Regions from separate parts of the Homo sapiens genome. Here region 2 is linked to region 1. The links are chromatin loops, found by intact Hi-C in ENCODE. Cell type or tissue: PC-9. All regions are shown on one strand. Links, peaks and the distances in the headings refer to the core of each region. The heading gives the core; the rest is flanking DNA. Region 1 has its middle 31 kb from the start of LINC01792. Region 2 has its middle 97 kb from the start of LINC01877.

Region 1 (9,841 bases), core at 791-8,790:
ATAGCTCCCACAATGAACAAAATAATTTTTCATAAAGTATTTTTGCAGGGGTATCATCAAAGTTAATTTCAGATGAATTAAGCAATTCAATTCCTACTTGAGAAATGGTTCCCTTGTTCATTAGTAACTTGCAGAAATTGTTTAAACCATTCTTCTTCCAGGTGCGTGGGACTATTTCAGTTTCAGAGGACTCTGGCCAAGAAGCCTGGTGCCCTTGGGTTCATGGTCCTGTTCACATTAACCATTTGTGTCACCTTGGCCAGCTCACTTTCCCTCTTTGGGCCTCATTGTTTTTTTCTTCTGTAAAGCTAGATCAGTGGTTCTCAGATTTACTCATGTAATAAATGTGAAGGAGTGATCAGAAGTCAAAGGCTTTTCCTTGAATGCCATATTCTTTGTTGAGCACTATAAAAATAGTGGCAAATTTAATTAGACCTTGTGGAATAGTAACAATTTTAGACTTAGAAAATATTACCTTAATAGATGATCCTGTATGGAATCAAAACTGGGAGCACAGAGCTCATTAAAAAAGAAAAGAAGAGAAAAGAAAAAAAAGAAAAAGGCTATCCAATTAAGCATGGTCAACTATTTGCAAATTGCCCTCATAAATATTTATTTTATACTTGTTCATTTCATTTTATTGTCAGCTATCACAGCCATTGGTTTTAGAGAAATAGAGAAGAGGAAAACTTTGAAGAAATTCTGCCCATTAACTACATCTGCTAATTGAGAAAAGTCCAGTTTTCAACTGTAGCTGTGAGACTCCTCAATCTTGCTTGGGAAAAAATAATGGCCTGTGAGAGGAAGGTCCCCATCGGCTTCAGTTAATCTAATGTTCTATGTTTTTACTGTATTTCTGCTGTCCAACAATAGTTAGCCTTACTCCACACTTCAATGGGGTCGAAGAGCCACAGTGGCCCATACTTCAATGGCCTCTGAGAGCCAAAAGCACTTTCTATATCATCTAGTCAAATACCTAATTTCCAGATAAAGCAAGCCAGGCCTAGAGAGGTTCCAGGATTTTCCTAAACTCACCTAGCTACTTAGTGGCCAGGCCATGGTTAGAACCTGGGTCTCCTGGTGTACTCTGTGTTTTTCAATCCTACATGGTTGCCTGACAATAAATGCACACATAGTTAATTCTCTAGTAATGTGCTATATTCATTCATAACTTAGTCAATAATTATTTCTTCAGTTGGAAATTTGACATTAGACAACTCATCACTGATACATAGGATTCTTATAAGTCAAGATTTAATTAAAATCCATTTTGTTCTTTTTAAGCTGTAAGAGATGGAAAAATAAATATGCAAAGCAGTGGATTCTATTATGAATCAATTAGGCCACTATTCTATGTGTTTTGTTATCCATGGTGGGTTTCATTCATTCTTGTTCAGTTTGTGAGCTGTAATAAAGTGTGTGTTTTGTCATTGACATCAGCATGAAGTCTGCATTTGTCTACTGCAGAGAATGGCAGAGAATTTTCTTTTGGGGTCTCCATTTGGGACCCCATTTTCTTTTGGGGTCTCTGACTTTCCAAGGGGAGAGAACTACCTGGATCACTCCAGGAACCCAGAAAGATCTTCTGAGGCTGAAACTTAGGTACCCCAGCACCCCCCTGTTATGATGGGAAACCTTAGTTCATGGGGAAGCAGGTTTTCACTTTGTATACTGAAAAACTAGATTAGCGAAAGGAGATGTAAGTTGCAGCATCTACTCATAAATCAAAATACATTCCTGGGTGATTAAAATTCACCCCCTGTGCCCAACTCGTTATGCAATTAATACATCTGGCTCATAAAGAGCAATCTGGCCTCTCATTCCAACTCTAGAATGCAATTAAATTTTCTGAGGCTAAAATTTCCATTCTTTTAAAACATCAGTAAATAATAAAATGGATGTTTCTTTTATTGGGTTCTAGAGTGAAAAAATCCACAGATGATTTACTGCTTGGATCAAACTCAGTTCCAATATCGGGGAAATTACTGAGGAGGAAAACAAGCCACAATTGTAATAGTTTTATTTCACTTTATTAGGATCTGTAATTATCACTTCTGAATCATAGTGTGATTTGCAAAATGAAATCTAGCTGATTTATTTCCCACCAGTGATAATCCTTCTGTCTTTTAGGGCCTGATATGAAATTCAAAGAAGTTTTCCATCCAATTATTATCCATCTTGCAAGGATTTTGGAATTATTTATAGTGATTAACATACAAGAAGGTGCGTTCTCATTTACTGTAACAAGATCCTGATGTTGCAGATAGTTCTGGTAAAGCAAGCTCAGGCTATTTGACACTAAGCAAATCATGAGATCATGTGGCTGGAGGAAATCATATTTGACACTGTAATGCTGAACCACATAGGATCTTTAGAATGTCTGCTAGATTCAGAAAATCCTGGTAAAGACTGTACATCCTCTGTTGAGATTCAATTTTCTACACAGAGCTGGGGCTCAACAAAATGTTTGTTGTTCACCCAGAAGTCTTTCAGCTGTCTCTAACTACCTCCACGATTCAGGGCGTACTTAGCGTTTTTCTTCCCTCCGGTAGCAGATGAGAGCAGCTACCACGTTCCCTGGTAAATAGCAAGCACCGTTTTCGCAGGCCACAGAACTTCGCCAGGTATTCCTTCGGTTTTCCCTTCTCTAACTCAGAAGAACCAATTTTAACAATTGTTTCAAAGCTACCCAACAAGGAGAGGCATGGGTGTTTTCCCCACAATTTAGGACTCAATTCTTTAGATCAACATTTTTTGGTGAAAAGTACAGGTGGAATAAAACTATTTTTAAATACTCATTTGTTTATTAATTTTATAGGTAATTAGGCTTTTACCAGGCACCAGGCACTGGGCTACCTGCTGGTAAATCAATCCCCCCGAAAAAAACATGAATTCTTCCCTAGGAACTAATAGTATTGTGGGAAATGTGGCTATATAAAGGAATAATTACAGAGTGATGCAATAAGTGTATTTGACATAAATATTTTCCTTTATGATTAGTGGAATATTTCTCCACAATCTATGGAATGCATTCAAAATTGACTTTTTTTGGATTAGCTCAGTTTTAGTGACTTTTAAATTTTGATTGAGGAAAATCTGGGATTTTTAAGAGAGGAAAATCTGGGATTTTTAAGAAAGGAAAAGACAAAAATAGATACCCGCTTAAATGCTACATACACTAATTTTAAAGGTATATGTAAAGTTGCAAGCACTAGTAAAATAACTTGTGTTTGTTATGCTCCTCAACACTTTTCCCTGTATTTTCTACAAACGAATCTCTTTGATAATAAAAAGTAGGTTTTTTAAATGTTGCTTTTTTCCTTGTAGAAATGCACAATAAGAGCATGCATAATGCTAGAAAAACTTTGACCTAAAACAGCCTTTTCAGTCATTTTATAGTTCTCTGAATAACTGGAAAATTGTAGTTTACACACACTCACACACACACATACACACACCCCCCGTAGGTTTCTGTTGCTGATTTTACCTGCGGTTTCAACACCGCTGAGTCAACTTCATGGTGCTGGCCCTTTATCTGAAAAATTGATTCATTCTCTCAGTCTTTGCCTTTGAACCTAAATCACCTTGTTGTTAATATCCTTTGAACATCCTTTGAACTCTCAATAAATATCTGTTTTATAATCTCAAAGGGCAAAAACCTCTATTTGTAAGTTTTCAATGCCAAATCACAGTCATGTTAAAACAGGTCAAATAAGTGCATGTTCTGAGTTCAGGGTGTAATAGGAAAAGCCATAGAGACGTAGGTAACTTAGGGACAGTTACCTTCTTTCTAGATGAATCCTTAGATTCCTGAGCTGGGATGCCTGGTCTAAGTTGGTCTATTTGGTAAGCAAAACAGAACCTTATTGAAGAAAACTCTGCCCCAAAATGTCGCATCTGTTTATGCAAATGAAAATCAAACCATTCTTAAGCAACTGGTCTCGGCTTCAAGAAGTACTGTGAACAAGTCTTATTTAAAATGAGAGCCACAAAGCCTACTTCAGGTTCTTTTTACAAGAGCCTTTTCTGTCCAATTTCCCAAAATTAAAGCATGAGCTCCCTCTGCTGAGTGAATTCACATGTGTTGATGAAACAGACTCCAAAAACATTTGTATATTACCTATTGAACCATTATGTTCCTGTAAACATAAGCAATTATAAATATAAAACATATTTATATTTTCTTTTTTTCAAACTCATAATACAGAATGGGATGGAAAGGTAAAGAAAAGTAATTCACAAGGTAGAGATTCATTAGTTGAGGCTTTTCAGTTTCACAACAATGGTCCTGAGCAACAGCTGCTGGTACGGCAATGCTTTGTAATCACCATGATGAGTTACCAGGGGTTGCTTGCAAGCACCGGTTCTCACAATCAACCTATTACCCAGCTTTGGTTCTTCATAGCACTTATCATATCTGAAATTACAACTGACGTATTCAATTGTCTGGTTATGACTGTCTTCCCCTAAGAGAATGTTGACTTCCTGACAGTGGATAACATGTCTGTGCTTTCAGCCCTTAGAACATGCCTGACACACAGTAGGTGCTCCGATTTGTTTTATGAATTGAGGGAGGCAGAAAAGCAGGCAGGCAGGTCAGCATATACCTATAGTGTCACTTAGGATTATGGTTCAACTAGAGAATGATTCAGTGCCAATCACATGGAACTGGATACAAATTTAGTAGGAAATGATAGAGATAAGAGAGCCAAAGGACGTACGGTGAAAGAGGTGTGGAATTCAAGCTCAACCATAAAGATGGGAAGGACTTGGTGAAGTTAGACAAGGAAACAAGCATGGTGTTAAGCACTGAGGATACAATGACTTAAAGAAAAAGGCCTGGACTTTGCTCTCATGAAGCTTATAATCTGATGGGTAAGACAGGTATCAAAGAAATAAACAAATGAAATGCAAAACTGCAATTGTGACAAGTGCTATGAAAGAGTGGAATGTGATGTTAGAGGAGCAGGTAATAGGGTGACCCAAACTTATCGGACAGTTATGGAAGGCTTCTCTCAGCTGAGATGAAAGGAAGGGGGAGTTACCAGGTAAGGAGGGTGGAACTGCACACACACTGTGCAGGAGACTGGAGGCAGTGCCTGTTGCTGGAGCAGAGAGCAGGGGAGATGGTGGGAGAGGAGCTACCCAGCACCTGATGAGGAAAATCTCTCTTGATCCTTAGAGCAGAGCGCAAAGCATGGCTGTAATGGTTCTGATTGCTTTTCAGGGATTCTGAATCATGTTTACTCTCTTTTCCTCACTTTTCTATATTTACAAGGTAGTCTACAATGAAGATGTGTTATTTAATAATTTAAAAAGGGGTCTTTTATGAAAGAGAGTGGTGGCATTATATGCCTACTCTGGCCTTTCCGACTTACCCTCTTCTTTCCCAGGTTTACAGAATAGTAATGAAGGTGTCTCACTTTCAGAGCTGACCCTGGCCTCAGCCTGGCCTAGGTGAGGGACATCCTGGCTGATGTGGTCCCCAAGTCCCAGAGAACACACAGACACATCATGCTCTCTTGAAGCATCTGAGAACCCTGGCTGGACAATAGATCAGGAACGTGGCAGTAGGTTTTCTGCACCAATTATCTGGGTGTGGGTAGTTTAGTGAGGAAAGGTTGTATCATTCATGATTTCTACCACTTTCTGCTGTATCCATTGGTGTTTTTCACATGATTGAAATATTAGATTGCCTAATTTCAGACCCTTGTGGATAAGCCACTTAAATGCCCAAGTTTTCAGAATAGGGAGCCAGAGAGGAGGTGCTGCCTTCCTGGTCCACCCACCCATGACCTGGTTCATATCTGCAATTGTCTGTTGAGAATCTATCCAGTCCAGAAATGTCTATCTTTAACAGCTCCCTAAGGGGTTCTTTAACTTGTTACTTACAGAGATAACTGATGGGTTCATTGAGAACAATTGACCTGATAACAAATATGAATGAGAACCACACAATTAACTCAACCTTTCAGTGTAATTCTGTATTATTCCAATTATGATATATGATATATAGCTGTAAAATATTGACTACAAATATACATGTAATTATCAACTATAAATAACAGCAGCAGCATTATCCTTGCTAACCCTCAATGCCTCTGTATGAAAGAATCACTGGATTGTTTCTATGGTCCGGTCTGCACCCTCCTCTTTGATTACTGTGGCTTGGTGTTTCTGCTGGCCTCTTCTGGATCCTGTGACATGCACATTCTAGGCTGCCTGATTACAACAGTTCTATCTTTATAGGAGGGAGGGCCTTTAACCAGCTAGGTTCATCTCAGTCATTCTAGCTGCAATTTGTTACTCAAAGTAAATTCTTCAATGATGAAATCCCCATCAATGGCCTTTTCCAGGAGGCAGCTTCCCCAGATCAAAGGTTGTCAGGGTATGTTGCCCACAAGCCATCTCTCCTCTGCCCCCTCTTACATCTGAATCTCTCGGTATATTGTCACCTCTGTGCTCCTTGAATCTGCATTGCAGCCATGGGTAGGTTTTAGTGGTGATATCTTGGCTGGGAGATCAACTTTTCCCACCCTGCAGATGTCGCTGTCTCTGGGATGCTGCCTAGTCTCCTCTTTCAAACCCTCTCTGGCTCAGCTCCTGCCTCCCCCTCCACATCTCACCCCAAACAGCCCTTGCTCCCTTTCTTCTCAGATATACTCTACTAACCCCACCCACCCACCACCAGCTGCAAGCACCTGGGGTTACTCTCCTTAACTATTTCCTATTATCAAGCAAGCTAGACATGCAGAGTTGGAAAATAAATTCTTCATATGTAAATCACTGGAGTCCTCTCCTAATCAGAAATTAGAAGTGGGTGGCATGGAAGTGATTTTCACGATTTGTCTTCACACTTCTGTTTCGCCAATAAATAAAGGGATTAGTGATTCCTCTAAAACATTTTAAGATTTGCAAGAAAATCTCTCATTTATGCTGGCACTTTTTATTCTAATTGCTGAGACTGAAAAGAAATGTCATTCTCTATTTAATTCAGTGTTCATAATAAAAGCCCTGAGGTTGCTGATTAATTTTTATTTTCATCCTTAGGAAGTCAACTGTTAGCAGAATTTCAACTTCTGATCTCATTCCTGCTTTGGGTGTAGGCAATTGCGTACTCAACCTTGCTTCAAAACGTGAGCTACTGAATTCCCTCAGAAGTGCTGATGTCAGTTTTATAAGTGTATTGAATGCAGAATTGTGGAATAATATGAACCTGTTATTTAAATCATTGGTTACCATACTAACTTTTCATTTTGCTGTGGATAGAACTGGAAGCACAGACATTGTCAGGATAGTGGATGAATATGACACACTTTAAGTGATCAGGAAGCATGTGTGAAACCATCTCAATCTGTCTTTCTTCTTATCTAGTCACTATCAAGAGACAAAGCACTTGTAATTGATTAATGTTATAAAGCAAGACTAGAATGTAATGAAGCATAGAGTTTTATTTTAGAGGCAGTTTTATTTTAACAGCTTTATGGCTTCCTTTTTGTCTCGGACTTGTTTGCTTAGGTTCTAAAGAGATCATTTACATTTTTAAAAATTTATACTTTGGTACTTTGAAGGAAAAAGCATACTTTTTTCTACCCTCACACACCACTCATCCCAGAACACTTCTGATGTCAGATGTGTGTGGGATTTTTCCTCACACACCAAGCAGTTCTCCAGTGGACACCAAGTTAATTTAACTCAATTCTGACACTCCCTACCTGGAGACAGTGTCAGGCCCCACAGGTTGAGGGCTCAGTCATACAAGGCTGCCCTCCTTTTCAGATGCCAATCACAAATCCAGGCCTCTGCAACTTCTGACCTATAGGATAGAAATTGGGGGCTCCCATGACCAAACCATAACCAAACATTAGGTTTGGTTAATGTTCTAGAGTGACTCGCAGATCTCAGGGAAACACTTTACCTACAGTTACCCATTTATTATGCAGGATATTACAAAGGATACAGGTTAACAGCCAGATGGAAAAGATGTATAGAGGAAGGGATGTGGGAAGGGGTGTGGGGCTTCCATGCCCTCCCTGGGCACGCCACCCTGCAGGAACCTCCATGCATTCAGCTATCCAGACACTCATCTGAACCTTGACCTTCTGGGTTTTTATGGAAGCTTAATTTCATAGGCATGATTGATTACATCATTGGTCTTTAGTGAGCCACTCAACTTTCAGCCTCTCTCCTCTCTGCATCAGGGGGTGGGCTAAAAGTTCCAACTCTCTAACTGCAAGGTTGATTCCCTTGGCAACCAGCCCCCATTCTCAGGCTAACCAGGAGCCCACCAACCACCACCTCATTAGGATAGAAGATGCTGTCACCCAGAAAATTCCAAGGGATTAGGAGCTCTGTGTCAGATGTACCTGTCACTGAGGAAATTACAAAGGTCTTAGGAGCTCTGTGTCAGGCCTGGAGATCAAAGACCAAATGTTAAAACCAAAGATTCTTCTAGTGCCCCTACCTACCAGGGTTTTAGGAGCTCAAGAACTGAGGTCAGGGACCACTATATGTATTTTTTATTATCTCGCAATTTCATAAGTAGCTTTTATGGGGAAATGTATAACTACAGTGAAATCCACTGAAGGGGATTCATGAGAATCACAAGATACCCTTCATAGTGCCAAGGGCCCATTGAATAATACAGACCTTGTCAGGTACATTGATTTGAAAGGAAAGTTCTAGTAGGACCAGGCTGAGGAAGTGACTCTACATGGTGAAACAAAAGACAGAACAGAACACTTCTTGGTTTACAAACTACATGAGAAAAAATTAGTCTCTTTTTCACTAGACTTTTGACCAAAGAGTGTGATGGCCAATTTGACCCACTGCCTTACACGTCAAACTGGTTTCTGAATGTCTTTGACCTCTTACCAAAAATCAAACTCACCTTCAAAGGATAAAGATTTATCACCCCTGAGACTACAGACTCTGAAAGAATATCCCCCAGAGTTCCCACAATGTCATGACAGCACTATTGAGACAAATGTATAATCTCTCCCAAGCTGGCCATTTCAAAGAGAGTAACATTTATTTGTGTGGCTATGTTTTAGGATTTGGGTTTAAAATAATCACTGGACTTTAAGGTTGTTTCATTTATTGATGTTACTGCTGGCATTTGTATTTCATCAGCCAATGTCACTATTCTCATGAGTAATATATCCGCTTTTATCACCATCACTCTCCAGACATTTCAACTCTTCAAAATCACTCACAATCTCTCTCCCCACAACACACCCCTCTGTCTGTCACTGTCACCACATTTACCCACTGATTCCCACCATTCTTCCCTGTAAGTTGCACACTGTAATCTTGACAGAATGTTCCCCATAAACTGGAGGAGTTCTGCTCCATTAGCACAGGTAGGAGACTGTTTTCCCAAGACAGGGCTCCCAGATACATCTGGATACAACCAGAATCTGGGATAGTCACGATATTATGTGTGGCTATTTTTCAATTTAATTTTAATTTTAGCATGTATTTTCAGAATAAGAAATCCTAAATTTAATAATAGTAGTTTCAATAGTATATAATATCTTTAAATGAAATTTTTTTTCCTTCCTAGTGGAAGAAATACAGCAAATTCCTCTAAATGGTCATTTTCTTGCAGGAGCAACCAATGCAAGCCTTAAACCAGAACAAGTCCTAGTTTGTTTTTTATTCCTCTCTCTAGAAAGATATGAGATTATAAAGTTTAAAATGTTCACTTTCATCTGTTTGCTTTTGTTGCTTTATTTTTATCTTGGATTGAATACAGCATAATAAAAAGTAGAATTTGTAGCAAATATTGTATATATGCCTAGGTGCAAACAATAACAGATTAGATGTCAATCTGTGTCAT
Region 2 (9,841 bases), core at 1,057-9,056, 1.0 Mb before region 1:
AAGAACAAAACCAGAGGCATAACACTATTCAACTTCAACCTATACACTACAAGGCTACAGTAACCAAAACAGCATGGTATTGATACAAAAACAGACACATAGAACAAGTTAAAGGACTCAGAAATAAAGCCGCACACCTGCAACTATCTGATCTTTGACAAATTGACAATAACAAGCAATGGGCAAAGGACTCCCTATTCAGTAAGTGGTGCTGGGATAACTGGCTAGCCAAATGCAGAAGACTGAAACTGGAACCCTTCCTTTCACCATATACAAAAATCAACTCAAGATGGATTAAAGACTTAACCCTTTCTCAACTAGAAAAAAAAAAGGTCAGTTCGCTGCCAGTGCTCATTTAATTTTACATAAACACACTCTTTGAGGCTGAAGCAAATCTGACTGATTTTCAATGTGAAAATAAAATATAAAAACTGTCCTTGGAGTTATTTCTAAACAGAACTAACATCAGAATCATGTGAATCATCAGAATTATCTATTTCAGAAAAATCAGATTCATCAAATGAAACTTTGGCCAACAATTATTTAAGAACAATGTTAAACTCATGTATAGGAATGCTACGTTTTCTAGCATTCCATCTAAAAATGCTCAACGTCGCTAATCATTAAAGAAATGCAAATCAAAACTACAATGAGATACCATCTTACACCAGTCAGAATGGCTGTTACTTGAAAGTTTAAAAAAAAAAAAAAAAAAAAAAAAAAAAAAAAAAAAAAAAAAAAAAAAAAAAACCACCGCATGCTGGCAAGGTTGCAGAGTAAATGGAATGCTTATAAACTGCTGGTGGGAATGTAAATTAGTTCAGCCACTAACTACCATTAGACCCAGAATCCCATTATTGGAATTAAAGGAATATAAATTGCTCTACCATAAAGACATATGCACGCATATGTTCATCACAGCACTGTTCACAATAGCAAAGATATGGAATCAACCTAGATGTCCATCAATGGTGGACTGGATAAAGGAAATGTTGTATATATACACCATGGAATACTATGCAGCCATAAAAATATAAAATCACATCCTTCACAGCAACATGGTTGCAGCTGGAAGTCATTATCCTAAGTGAATTAATGCAGAAACAGAAAACCAAATACTGCATGTTCTCACTTATAAGCGGGAGCTAGGCTGAGCTAGGCTGAGCTCATGCCTGTAATCCCAACACTTTGGGAGGCCAAGGTAGGCAGATCACTCGAGGCCAGGAATTTGAGACCAGCCTGACCAACATGGCGAAACCCCGTCTCTACTAAAAATACAAAAGTTAGCCTGGCGTGATGGTGCACACTGGTAATCCCAGCTACTCAGGAGGCTGAGGCATGAGAATCACTTGAATCTGGAGGGTGGAGGTTGCAATGATCTGAGATTGCACCACTGCACTCCAGACTGGGTGACAGAGTAAGACTGTCTCAAAAAAATTAAAATAAAATCATATAATATTAAAAAATAAGTGGGAGCTAAACATTGAGTACATATGGATACAGAGAAGGGAACAACAGACACCGGGGCCTGCTCGAAGGTGGAGGTGAGAAGAGGGTGAGGATTGAACACTACTGAGTACTATGTTTATTACCTTGGAGATGAAATAATCTGTACATCAAACCCCCGTGACATTCAATTTACCCATGTAACAAACCTGCACATGTACCCTTGAACCTAAAATAAAAGTTGGAAAGAAAACAATAATAATATTTCCACCAAAGTCTTAAACCAGAATTCGAGTCATCACATGGTAACAAAGGTGGGAAAAAAGAAACCCCAGAAGACCCTCGCCTCCCGATGCAACTCTTGCGACCTTTGTAGGAATAATTCAACTTTATTCCAAACCAGCGCCTAAGAATAAAAAATACCAGAGTGGCAGACCCTCAGCATACTCAATAAATAGTCTCCCAAATGTGCATCTCAGTTTTTGGTAAATGAATATTAGCAGGTCAATACAATCCTAATCTAAAAATACAGTTCCTTCTTCCATTCAACAAATATTTATCAAGCTGCCTCTATGCATCAGTTGTTATTCTAGGTTCCAGAGATAGAATGGTAAATAGCACAGATCTGTGCCCTTGTGGAGTTTACAATAAACAAATGCATAAAAACATGTATAATATAGTGGCAAATAGTGATAAAACACTGTAAAGAAAAATAAAACAGGCAATAGAACATAGCCAGGGAAGGCCTTTCTGAGGTGGTGACATTTAAGGAGAAAGTAAAACGAAGTGAGGACGGGAGCCCTGAAAAGGCATCAGCCATCGAAGAAATAGCAGATGGAACGACCCTGAGGTGAGACCAACAAGAAAGTCAGTGTCAAATCCAGAAATTAAGGAGGGTGATTGAGTGGGAGGTGGAAAGAAGCCAGATTATGTAAGGCCCTAGAGGCCTGGCAAGGACTCTGGGTTTGTTTGTTTGTTTGTTTGTTTGTTTGTTTTTAATTTTATTTAATTTTATTATTATTATACTTTAAGTTTTAGGGTACACGTGCACAATGTGCAGGTTAGTTACATATGTATACATGTGCCATGCTGGTGTGCTGCACCCATTAACTCATCATTTAGCATTAGGTATATCTCCTAATGCTATCCCTCCCCCCTGCCCCCACCCCACAACAGTCCCCAGAGTGTGATGTTCCGACTCTGGGTTTTATTCTAAGAGTAATAGGAAGGTATTAGGACTGTGCTGTCCAGTAAGGTAGGCACCAGCTCATGTGGCTGTTGAGCACCTGAAAAATGGCTAAACTGAGATGTGCTGCAAGTAACAAATACATCCAAGATTTTGATGAGTCAGCATGAAAAGAGGAATGTTAGATACTTCAGTGATAATTTTGTTATATTGATTGACATTGAAATCGCATTTTAGATATATTTATTAGGTAAACTATATTGATCAAATTGGTTTCCCCTGTTTCTCTTTACTTTTTAAAGCCATATGTCTTGTAGGAAGTTTAAAATTATGTTTGTGGCTCACATTATATTTCTACTGGACAGCACTGCATTAGAGGGTTTGAGCAAGAGGTGTGAAGGTTAAAAAATTGCCTACAGGGTACTATGCTCATTACCTGGGTGGCAAAATAATTTGTACATTCAACCTCTGCAACTGGCAACTTACCCATGTAACAAACCTGCACATGTACCCCCTTAAAAGTTATTATTGGGTGCATGGAGCTTATTAAATTATTTTCTTATTATTGTATGTATTTAAATTTTTCTATAACACAAAGTTAAATTTTTCTATAGAATAAACCTTTTAAAAACATATAAAAATGAGCTAAAATGATAGAATTACCCTCCCCTTCCCATACCCATTTTTAGGTATGGATGAAGGTCTACGGAGTAGGCTTTACTCTTCCCTTCTCCTAAGAACACTGCAGCCTGGATTCAGAAATTGTCCTGAATCAGTCTTGATTTCAGAGGACTGTTTTTCTGACGGCCCCTCAGAGGACAATTGAATCTTGCCTCTAGAAATATAGCTCTTCCTGGAAATAACCTTTTATATCCAGTGTTGCCCAAATCCTAAGAGGTCAGGAACTAAGGAATTCCATAACTGGGGTAATAGTTGCTGCGTCAGTTTGTATTTTCCAACACATTCTCCAAAAAACAACTCAATAAAGAACAGCAATAACAAAGAAAGCAACATAAAAATCTGTCCTTGGCATGAATAAAAGACAGAGAAAATCCAAATTCCCAATTACTGTAAGTTAAAAAGACAAAAACAAAAACCAAGGAGCATGAGATCCTAGCATACTACCCTACATGGTCCTGCTGCCCCAAGCCTTGGAGTTGGGGGTCGAGGGGCAAGTACTGTCCAGGGAAGACTGGGGGGAAGAGGGAAGACAAGCAAAGGCTATAAAGTGATCTAAAGTCACAGAAAGAGAAAGTCCTTCCTACATGCAAAATGCTGAAAAGTGTGGTGGTTGATCAGAGTGAAATGAGAAGAGACTTGTAAGTGTGTGCAGGACTCAAGGTGGCACCTTGGAAAAGTAACTCTTCCAAGAAGAGCTGGATAAATGGGAAGGGAGAAGCACCTTTAGAAAACTGTACAGTGCAGAAAGAAAAGGCAAGAATGGGAAAGTTAGGACCCTTAAAAACAAAAGAATGCACAACTCTTCCTCCTATCAGTGCCCCCACCCCTCACACACAGCCAATCAGCAAAGAAAGCAGCCACACTTTGCTACACTGACAGCAGAGGGAGCTCTTGAACTAGGAATCTTGTAAACCACCCCAAATTGTAAACCAGCCCTATCCACAGACATAGAGATCCAAGCAATCTTTAGGCAAAATATGCTATAAAACAAGGATTGAAACAATTCTGCAGATGAAAATTTCTCCCCACTAAGAGGACTGAGGTTCTGTGGAAGCCTTCATTCAGGAGTCAGGACCATTCTGCTAGGACATCCTGCTCAGATACATGTTTGCCTGTGAGCTCATGGGGCCACAGAAACTACAAATGACAGCCCAGAGGCCAGTCAGAAGGTCACACAAGGGAGATGGACATGGATTGCTCTAGGAAAGGTGGTGAAAATAGGATTCAAGATATATTTTAAAGATGCACTAGACTTGTTGATAGACTAGATATGTGGTAAGAGGGGGAAAGTAAGGAATATATCCTACAGTTTTGGTCTGGACAACTAAAAGAACATAAGTACTATGGGCTGAGATAGTACTGGAACCTTACCCCCAGGAGGTGGTGAGAATCCAGAATTTGGTTATGTTCAGTTTCAGATAGCTTCTAAATGTATCCCTATAAATTTCATCATTTTTATCCTATTGTAAATTATATTTTTCTTCAATTTCAATTTCTAATGTTTTAGTTCTAATGTTTTGAATTACACTTTATTTTTGTATGCTGATTTTGTATACTGCAACCTTACTACACTTAGTTCTAGTAAGTTTTTTATAAACACCTTAGGATTTTCTTTATAATCATCTGTAAATAAATTATATTTTGTCCTACCTAATCCATATGCTTTTTATTTCTTTTTCTTGCCTTACTGCTCTCACTACAATATTGAATTGGAGTACTGACAGTGTACTTACTGCCTTGTTTCCTACCTTAAAGAGAAAACAGTCATCGTAATGCTAGCTGTAGATTGTGTGTAGATGCACTTTATCAAGTTGAGCAAGTTTCATTCTGTGTCATTTTGGCTCCTCAAAGAAGCAGATGCCAAGATGAGATTAGATGCACAAAAGATGTACTTGGGGAAATACCTGTGAAGGATAAAGGAGGAGGCAGTGGAGTAGCCAGCAGAGACTTCATATCTGTTGCAGGTTGGACAGCTATGAAAGGAGGGCAGGAAGTCTCACTGGCTAACCAGGTGGTATGAACCAAGCCTTCATTCTTGAGGGCTCTGGGCCCTTGCTAATAATCCCTGTCTTGGGCTAGGATTGCTAACCATGTCTATTCACAGTTATAACAGGGGAAAGTGCATCATCTGATCTCCATGTTTTCTGTCCTGTCCCCATTTTATAAAGGCAGCCTTAAGTCTTCCTGCTGATTAGTGTCCATTATCCCTGCCAAAAGAGTGATACCTCCTTTTTGCTGCTATTCCCTGAATACAGGAAGTCTAGAGTGTCCTGGGGACAACTGTTAAGACTTAGTTTGATGTGACCTTTGCTATGTCATCTGGTAAAAATGCACCCTCTTTAGGTGTTAGAATCCTGAGGAACCCAGAGATGCAGGGATGGAAACCACAACATCCCAGTAGGTAAATTGGGTTCAACATTCAAATATAGGAATAATTGGACTGGCCTTGGAAGTAGGAGGTTATGCTCATGAGACCATGCATAACCTCTATCTCTGTCACCTTGGGCACTCTGTTAATGCTCCAATTATGCTGGTTCAAGGTAGGCCAATAGTAAAAACTGCTTAATGCCAACCGGTTAAACCATTTTAACTACAGATGGAGGCTTTTTATTAATGTATAATACAAAAACCTTCACACTTCATGTCCACTCCCATATGTTCATCCACATGCCTTTATCCTAGACGTCTTATCTTCCAAACTTTCCTTTTCAGGCCCCTGACCAGATGGCAAGGCCATTGGTTACTGTTTATGAATATGGATATATTATCACTTTGGGCCATGTCTCCTTCCATAAAGTGAATGGACAGCTGCACGACTCACAGCTCTGTCCGCTGAAGTTTCTTCTTTTCATTGACCTTCAAGGCCACCCCTGAATGTGGCTACAATGCAGCTTTCAACCATGTTTAGTTGTTCCCCATAATTAGCTGACCCATCTGTAATCCAAGCTCAGGCTTTTCCCTCCTTCAGCCGATTATATGGGACATCCCCCGTAGGGCTATAGTTGCAAGCTGGGGAAGGGGCTGTGTGCTGGTTGACATAGGGATCTGGGCTATCTGCTCCTGGTCAGCTTATTTAGGCCCTCTGGCCATATTTGAGCTTTCTCAGATATACTATTTTCATCTTATGATGAACTACTGCTGGGCATGTCAGACGTTATCACTTATATATATCCCAGATGATAATGGACACTTAGTTACTTAATGCCCCATGGTAAAGTGTTTCTGGCATGTTATTCGACTCCTAGATTTAGAGACAAAACACTTGGCCATGGGGCATAGAGTTGGAATGTCCTCCCCACTCCTCAATTTTCTGAAAGAATTTATATGTTATTAGTAGTTCTTCCTTGAATATTTGAGAAAATTCACCAGTGAAGCCAACTGGGCCTGAAGATTACATTGTTACAAATTTTTTCTTATAAATTCAATATTTTATATATATGTAAATATTACTATTAATATTTTCTATTACTTCTTGAATAATCTTTACAATTTGTGTCTTTCAAGAAATTTGCCCATTTCATCCAAGGCATTGGATTTATTATCGTAAAGTTGGGCATAATATTTCATTATTTTCTTTTTAATGAATGTTGGTTCTGTAATGATGCTTCCTCTTTCATTCCTTATATTGATAATTTGGTTTTTCTCTCTTTTCCTTTAGCATATATGTATGTCTCCATTTGGTAAAGTTTTCTTTCCTCTTTAACGTATCTCGTAGAGCAGGTCTACTGATAACAAACCATCTCAGCTTTTGTTTAATTCAAACTTGTTTTTTCTCCATTAAAAAAATGCCCAAAAATAAGTATAGAATTCTAAGTTGACAAGTTCTTTCAGGACTTTAAAGATAGTATCCCATTGTCTTTTGACTTACATAATTTGTGAACAGAAGTCTGCAGTAATTTATGTCTTTGTTCATCTATACACAATGCACTATTTTTTTCTCCTCAATGCTTTAAAATTTTCTGTGTTTTGGCTTTATAGGAGTTTGATTCTGATGTGTCTTGATGTGTTTTTCTTTACATTTGTACTGTATCCTGGATCTATAGATTGATAATTTTTATCAAATTTTAGAAATATTTGACTGTAATTTCTACAAATATTATTTTCTGTGCTTCTCTCCTTTTCCTCTTAGATTCCAAATACATTTATGTTAGATTGTTTAATATTGTCATATCACTGAGATTCTGAGTTTTTTTTCTGAATTTTTTTTTAAATGTCTGCATGTCATTTTGGATAAGTCTACTGCTATGTCTTCAAATGTACCACTTTTTTATTCTACATTGTCTAATCTGCCAATAATGCCATCCAGAGAATTTTTCATTTCAGATATTGTGATTTTTTCATGACTAGAAGTTCCACATGATTACTTTTATATCATCAATTCCTTTCCTCACCATGCATATTTTTTAAATAGCTGTTTTAATGTTCATGTCTGCTAATATCATCCCCACTATCATTTCTGAGTCAGTTTCTATTGACAGTTTTTTGTCCTGGTTATGGATCAGATTTTCCTGCTTCTTGAAATATGTAATATTTTTATTAATACTAGACATTGTGGATTTTATCTTGTTTAGTACCTGAATTTCATTATCTATCTTTAAAAAGTATTGGGCTGTGTTTGTGTTAGACAGTTAAGTTACCTATGAATAAAGCAAATTATTTCAAGGTTTGTTCTCAGTCTTTGTTATGTAGGCCTATAGCAGCCTTTTCTCCAGGGAAAATTTCACCTTCACTATGAAGACATAACCTTCTGGTATCTCAATTACTACATTCTTGGTGCCTTCAACAAGGGTTTTCCACTCTGACTGCTGAAAGCATGACTATTTCTTGGAAGATTCTATGAGCTTAGAAACCATTCAGTTCCCTGTTTGGTCTTTGACCAAATGAAGTTTAACCTTATTTGTGCATGCCTTAGTATTTAGTAAAAACTCAATGGTATCCATAAGTACATTTCTGGAGCTCTTTTTCTTTGTAGCTCCTTTCTTTCTGAAACTCTGATTTATAAATTCTAGATCCCTCAGATACCCTGAACACTGGTTTCTGTTTGCCAAAACTCAGAGAAATCAAAGCCATCACACTCTACTTGGGATCTCCTCCCTGTTCCCCAAGTGAAAATCTAGGGCAATTAGAGGGTAGATGCAATTATTTCTCTTCTCTTTGGAATCCCGATACTATACTCCCTGTTTTCAAAAACTTAAAAAACATCTGTTCCATATCTTTCTCCAGTTCTCCTGTTGTTTAAGGTAGAAAGTAAATTTATGCATGTTACTCCATCATGACCAGATGCAAAAATCTATTGGCTGGGCAGTTGAATATTTCAGTCTGACTCTGACTCTGAGCTCAGAGAAGCCTAATCTGAAGCTATAAATTTGAAAGTCATACAGTACAAGTGTTTCTCCCAAACTTATTACATTGTATGGGGATAATGCTCCTTTTAACCCAGGGCAGCCAGTCCTAGCCAATAACAGCCCCCCTCATTTTCCACAGTATGAATTGTTTAAATCTATTTCCATCTGTGCTACTAGAAAGAGAGGATAGAGAATAAAGCAAAAAACTGAGTCTTGAGGAATTTTAATATTTAGAGATAGATTGCAGGGAGGGGAAACTGACAAAGGAGACTGAGAATTGCGTATGGAGTAGGAGAAAACTAGGAGAGCATATTGTATTGAAAACCAAGTGAGGAAGATGTTTCAGAGGGCTGGGGTGATTAAATGGTTTTAGAGGTTAAGTAAGATGAAAAATGAAAATCTGCCACTGGTTTAGGCAAGACAGATCTAGCAAGAATATTTTCAGTGAAATGGAGAGGAAAGGGAGGTGAGAAAGCAGAGACAAGTTCAAGTTTTGCTGACGAGGGAGCAAAGAAGATACCTGGAGAAGAATATAAGAAGTAGAAAAGGTTTTTGTAAAAATAGGCATTCTTTAGAGAAAAATCTTATTTATTTCTCTAGTAAGAGGTGCCAATATTGTCACAATACCTCTTTTGTAGCCATAATTTGTCCCATTCATATATTTGTTAATCTCTTTTTCTATATTCAGTTGATCATCATTATTCTCAGCTTCCATATTTGCACATTTGCCTATTTGCTAAAATTTATTTGAAACCCCAAAATTAAACCTCATGAAACTTTTGCCATCATTCATAGACATATACAGAGTGGCAAAAAAATTGAGTTGCCCAAAGTGCATGTTCCTAGCTGAGGTGAACAAGGCTACACTCTGCCTTCTTGTTTCAGCTCTGATACCATAAAGAAGTGTCTTTTTCACAATCTACTTAGTGCCACATTTTTGTGCTTTTTGATGATTTCACTAGTTAAAATGTGCTTCAAGTAACGCTGAAGTGCTATCTAACGTTTCTAAGAACAAGAAAGCTAGGAAACACCTTATGGAGAGAATATATGAGTTCAAGAAGTTTTTTTCAGGTGTGAGTTATGGTGCTGTTGGTCATGAGTTCAGTGTTAATGAATCAACAATATATGTTAAATAAATGTCTTTAAACAGAAACACACATATAACAAGGTAATGTGTCAACTG

The links. A loop is a pair of places that touch in the nucleus more often than their neighbours do. Peaks named below come from ENCODE experiments on the same cell type or tissue, not always from the same donor. Only the 100,000 strongest peaks of a DNase experiment are listed, where the experiment ranks them.
Region 2: a loop joins it to region 1, with 23 times the contacts of the local background. A loop is called at or near these places in 3 of 110 quality-filtered maps.

The regions. Positions count from the first base shown.
Region 1 is chr2:200,699,284-200,709,124 of GRCh38, forward strand. It overlaps the pseudogene AOX3P-AOX2P and the pseudogene AOX3P. Among named protein-coding and RNA genes, the nearest start is that of LINC01792, 31 kb to the right of the region's middle. In PC-9, for the core only: a CTCF peak has its summit at 4,061 (motif pointing left); a DNase peak (open chromatin) is centred at 4,028.
Region 2 is chr2:199,700,603-199,710,443 of GRCh38, forward strand. It overlaps a transcript of FTCDNL1 not described here. Among named protein-coding and RNA genes, the nearest start is that of LINC01877, 97 kb to the left of the region's middle. In PC-9, for the core only: CTCF peaks have their summits at 4,183 (motif pointing right) and 4,383; no DNase peak of the experiment used is centred there.